2 separate regions of the Homo sapiens genome follow, and region 1 is linked to region 2. Evidence: chromatin loops called from intact Hi-C (ENCODE). Cell type or tissue: Calu3. All regions are shown on one strand. Links, peaks and the distances in the headings refer to the core of each region. The heading gives the core; the rest is flanking DNA.

Region 1 (2,928 bases), core at 234-2,733, 96 kb before region 2:
AGATACACCAGAGCTGAAAGGAACCTCAGGAAACCTACTTACCTGCTCTAGGCTTTGAAGTTGAAGCGACGTTATTAACCTACTTTTCAGGTCATAAAATTTCATCCCAGAAAAATTAAGTGACTTGCCCAAGGTGACATGGCTAGTTAGGACTGGAAGGGATCTGGTAACTTGGTTTTCTGCTTTGTGAGGTAGGGTGCTTTATACTAGAGACTTTTTTGGGGTACCATCTTATTCAGTCATTTTGGCTCTCAAAGTCCCTCTAATGTGTTTAAACATCAAGCACTGGTGAAGAAAATGCAATCCAGTCTCTCCGCAGGCACTGTCCAGGCTCAGAAGTGGGGACAGAGAGCCTTCCGGTCCCATTGCTAAGATCATAAATATCTCTCTTGCTGAATTAGCCTGGGGGCTGCAATCCTTGACTCCAGAAAATGACTTCTGCAGCTGGGCCTTCCATCACTGTTAAGTGATATACATCATCATCTGTTATGGATTGGCCAACGTAAAAAAGCTCCTGTGTGCACAAATATTGAGTCATTTTACTGAGAAATGGGACTTGAGAAATTGCCCAATGTCATCCTTACTGTAGCCCCTCCCCAAGAAATGGATACACATGACTTGGTCTGAGAATGCTATGGTTTAGAAAAACTCCATTGGCCTGGAACTAAGAGAGCTGACTTCATGATTTTGGGGTGATTAAATCTGTCAGCGAATTCCTTGCAGGAAAAAGTCCTAGAGGGCAGATACCATATTGGTTTATCCTGCATAGAGCCCTGGTGAGCAAATTACATAGAAAGGATAGCATAATAATGCAATCTGTTTGTGGAAGAACTGGTCAATTTGGAAAGCTGCCTTAACTCATGCTTAACTCAACACTTGTGGACCTTTGAGTAAATTATTGCCTCACTGGGAGCAGCTGGCTCATTAGGCTGCCACATATACAGCAACGATGGCTTTATATTTCCATTCCTAGGAATGTTTGATAGATATTAATGGACTCTATTAAAGACTAGAGGCAGGAAGGATGTCTATTAGAAAGATAGCCCTCCATTTTATTTTACTGGCTGTGCTTTCAATCTCTCAACTCTCAGGGGGAAAAGACATATTCACTGAATGCCTACTATGTGTCAGTTGCTTTGCATAGGATTTTACTCATCGACTCTTACTGACAATCTCCATTTTCTAAATTAGGGTACTAGTGCTGTCTGTATTAATCAGGATTCTTCAGATAAACAGAAACAACAGGAGGTCGATATCTATATCTATATCTATATCATCTATCTATATTGGTATCTAGCTATTATAAGGAATTGGCTCTTGTGAGTATGGAGCTTAACAAGTTCCAAGATGTGCAGTGCAGAGAACCAAGAGAGCCCATGGTGTAGCTCTAGTCTGAGTCTGAAAGCTGGAGTATCAGGAGAGTCAATAGCTTAAGTTCCAGTTTAAAGGTGGGCAGGCTGGAGACCCAAGAAGAGTCCATGTTTTAGTCTGAGCCTGAAGGCTGGAAAACACCAATGTCTCAGCTCAGCTGCCAGGCGGAAGGAGTGTTCCCTCCTACTCAGCCTTTTTTTTCTCTCTTATTCAGGTTTTCAATTGATTGCAGTGAGGCCCACCCATATTAGGGAGGGCAATCTGCTGTACTCAGTCTACTGATTCAGATGTTAATCTCATCCAGAAACACCCTGACAGACACACCCAGAATAATGTTTGACTAAATGTCTAGGCATCTCATAGCCTAGTAAAATTGACACATAAAATTAACCATTACAGACTCAGAGAAAAAAGGAACTTGCTCAATGTCACACAGATCTGGGTGAACATATTTCTGTGCCTCAAAGCTTGAATCTTTTCCTTGTACCTCACTGCCCCTAACTCCTTCCTAACTTGTCTCTCTGTGTGGAACAGTATGTTTTAATAATGTGACTTGTTTTCTAACTACTTCAGGAGCTACCCCTACAAGTTTATCTTACTTTTCTCCAACATTAAAATTCCAACTCATTTAAACTCATGTCATTTTCAATGATGTATTTATGATCGATTGTATATATGTGACTATAACTTATATTGTATCAACATCCTACAGCAACTCCTATCCTGCTTCTGTACCTGTCCTCTACTCATTACTCGAATGTTTTTAATTTCCTACCAAATGCTGGAAATTGTGCTGAATACTAATAACATAGAAGTAATACAAATACTAGTCATAGTTATTATGTATTGGGTATTACTGTGTGCCAGACATGTTTTAACTATTTATACATATTAGTTCATGATGGTCCTTACAGAGCTACCATTCTGCCCTTTGTTCCAGGAGACTAACCAGCATGGGCTACATCAAAAAGGCTGCCATCTACTTTCTGCTGGGTAGGGGCACCAGAGAGACTTGTCAGAAACTAGAAGGAAGGTAGAGTGCGAAATCTGAGTGTTAATTCCCTGGCTTCATCAAAGGACACTGGTCTTCACAAGGAAACAGACTACATGATTCTCCTTTTGGGCTTCAGTAAAAACCCCCTCCTTTCATCCCTTAGTCTAGGGATGGTAAGAGGTCAGCAGCTAAGAATTCTAGGTTCTTTGTGGTTTTCCCGTATACATGTCTTTGATGATAGCCCCTTTGGAAATAAATTCTCCTAGACTTTTTTTTAGGGTGATTGGGTCATTGTTTTTTCTCCTGGAACCCTGAGTCCTCAAATCAACCCTATCTGAAATGTGCCATTATTGCTACATTTTATAATAGAGGAAGACAGATGGCTTATATAATTTGATGAAGATCACATGTTTTGTAAGAAGAGCTGGGATTGGAACTGTAGCAGTCTAGCTTTTCAGATCATGCTCTTAATCACCACAATAAGTATCAATAAGTGTCAATAATCACTATAATAAGTGGCATTGTAGCATAATGACACTCTACTTAGAGCAATAGCTTAGTTC
Region 2 (2,928 bases), core at 197-2,696:
TCGTTATGATCTGAGGATAATGACTGCTTGACATCCATATCCATTGAGATGATAATCGCTCTGTAAAAACTGTTATGATGTCAGCAGCCAAAAAAAAAAGAAAATCTCATTTGCACTTTATAATCTTTGGTTTCTAATATAGTATTTAAATTATGCTAGAATTATTTTATGAATCTGGCTTAATAGAGGCAATGCATATGATGCTCTTTAAAAAAAATTAAAAGTCTCTTTTAAAAAAGTTGTTATCACCCTTATATCACTGCATAAATGAAGGGTAAGATTAGTAAAGCTCTTATAGCACCGAAATACTTATGAGTAATTGAATAAAAAACAAAGACTTAAATTTCCCTTAATTTACATACACATTTACTCCAGGGAGTGAAAAGAAATTCTCTTCTTAGAATGCCCCCAAACAGAGAAAAAAAGCTCATAGTGGTAATAATACTAATAGGAGAGATTGTCAACTCACGCCGAGTGCTTATTATGCATCTTGTCCTGCACTAAGTAATTTTCCTGCATCTCATTTTCATCTTCGCTGAAACATCTCTGAGGGGGCATCTCTCTTGCCCTCACTGTACAGATGAGAATAGGGAGGTGCACAGTGGTGAAAGATGCTGTCCGTGATCTTCAAGGTGGTGCATAGCAAGGCGTGATTCAAATTGATTCACTCTGGATTCAGACTTGTGCTGTAACGATGAGGATTGTGTGCCAGAAAGAGTTATGGGTTTCAGAATCGGGAGAAATGGGCTTATGCTTGGCCACTAACTAGCTGTGTGAACTTGGAGAATTTATTTCACCTCTTGGGACATTCTGGACTAGTAAATCTTGAAAGCATTTTTTACTACCAACGTTTATACTGACAAGGACATCTCAGTAGCAGAACTGAAATCAGAATTTTCACATTACTCTCTCAATAGCTACCAGTATTCATGAGTAGTAACATCATCGTTTTCCCATTGTAATTCAGTTTGGCTGAATGGTTTTCCACTTTGGTACGAAAGTGCTGATTTTAAAATAATCTTACTGCTTATAGAAAACATATGGAAAAAAACCATCCCATATTATTGTTTAACTCTGTAAAGTATACCAAAAACCATTTTTCCAATCAATTTCTATTTGACTTTAAACAAGGGAAAAATGGAGATGAGTGTAAACAAAAATCTATTAGTCAGTGTTAGTACAGCCTTTTTATAGCTCTAAGCATTTCCCTGTGTATAAACATAAGAAAGCAAATTAACATTTTAAAGAGATTTCTCTATTGGGTTATATTTAATAACAAACCAGCATAAAAAGAAGGAATCTTGTAATAATAATTTTCTAAAAATCTGCAGATGCTCTTACAGCCTTGAAGCTTAGCTATTTGTTGGAGCTAAAGCTGCAATACCCAGATTCTTCCACTAGAGGGGTGAATTGTTCCTAATGAATAAGATCTCATTGTCTGGGGAGGGGGACAGACTGGTGCTGATAACTTACAATGATACTGTGGACTCCAAAAATATACTTGGAGTGGCCTTTACCATAATATTCATATTCAGTGAAACTAGCTATAGGACAGAGTGATAGAAAAGAGGTTTTAACTATCAAGTCCTAATGGAAGTACAATCTTGTTATTATGAAATTATTTAGGCTATGGATGGGAAAAGAAATAGTTGTATTCAAGTTGTAACAAAAGATGTCAATTTGGCTGCAGAATGATAGATGAAAATAGAACTTCTGGGGGACAGTATGGTAATTCTGAGTATCTGAGGAGAAAGTTCACTGAGAACCTCAAACATTTATGGTTACTACAGTTGTCTTGCAGAAATACATTCATTGCAATTTTTACACAAAACATGATTAATTAGAAAAACAATAGGCCTGGGCATAAATAGCCAACATTCTCTACTTTGTTTTTTAAGGAGAAAGGAATGTACTGCTGACAAATTCTCTTCAGCTGCACAGTTCATTTCCTATTTGCTACTGCGTTCTCCAGGGATAGTGAAATGTCTGACTGTAGCAGGCAAAATATTGAAGGAATAGAAGTGTCATAAGCCACAAGATTGGCCAAAAATATATATTAGCATGTCCTGACAATCATTGTTTAAAAAGTAAAAGTCAAAAACTAGTTTCTAGTGTTCTAGCAAAAGCAGAAATGCTTTAAGCAAATAATTTCAAGTTATTTCCAGTCCAATGTTGCACATTGACTTTATGTGCACAGAATGTAGACATCATTTTGACATGTTGCTGATGGAAGAGATGCAAAGAAATAAAAATGAGCAGAAAAGAGGTATTTCAAAGGAGGCATATATATATATATATATAATTTTTTTAAGAGAAATTCATATGTTAGAGGTTGTTTTCAGTAGTTTCCAAGTTTTTTAAAGGATCCTTCTTGAGGAGACTTTATATAAAACTCTCCATCAATGCACAGTCCTTTCAGTTTGTGTCAAGGAACAGTTTCTGACACAGTAAGAAATACTAGCTGGTGTCTGGGATAAAATTTACTTCCATCTCACACACACACACACACACACACACACACACACACACACACACACAGAGTCAATCATTATTCACAGATCCTGTATTTGCAAATTTGTCTACTTGTTAAAATTTATTTGAAACCACAAAATCCATATTTCAGGTGATTGTTGGTCATTCCTAGGCATGCATGGGGTGGGAAAATTTTGATCTGACCATATGCAAATACCCAGCTGAGGCTGACATAGCAACACTCTGCCTTCTTATTTCAGCTCTGACTGTAAACAAGGGTCTTTTTGTGATCCATTTAGTGCCTTTTTTTTTATTTGTGCTTTTTTGTTGGTGTTTTAAAATGGCCCTTAAGTGTCATGCTTAATTGCTGTCTAGTGTTCCTATGTGCCAAAGGCTGGGATGTGCCTTACAGAGAAAATACATGTTCCAGATAAGCTTGCAAGTTCAATGTTAATG

The links. A loop is a pair of places that touch in the nucleus more often than their neighbours do. Peaks named below come from ENCODE experiments on the same cell type or tissue, not always from the same donor. Only the 100,000 strongest peaks of a DNase experiment are listed, where the experiment ranks them.
Region 1: a loop joins it to region 2, with 2.0 times the contacts of the local background. A loop is called at or near these places in 1 of 110 quality-filtered maps.

What each region holds. Positions count from the first base shown.
Region 1 is chr4:23,038,379-23,041,306 of GRCh38, forward strand. All of the region lies in intron 3 of LOC105374524 (a long non-coding RNA gene), which reads left to right. Among named protein-coding and RNA genes, the nearest start is that of ADGRA3, 520 kb to the left of the region's middle. In Calu3, for the core only: no CTCF peak of the experiment used is centred there; a DNase peak (open chromatin) is centred at 1,593.
Region 2 is chr4:23,134,580-23,137,507 of GRCh38, forward strand. All of the region lies in intron 12 of LOC105374524 (a long non-coding RNA gene), which reads left to right. Among named protein-coding and RNA genes, the nearest start is that of ADGRA3, 620 kb to the left of the region's middle. In Calu3, for the core only: no CTCF peak of the experiment used is centred there; a DNase peak (open chromatin) is centred at 1,422.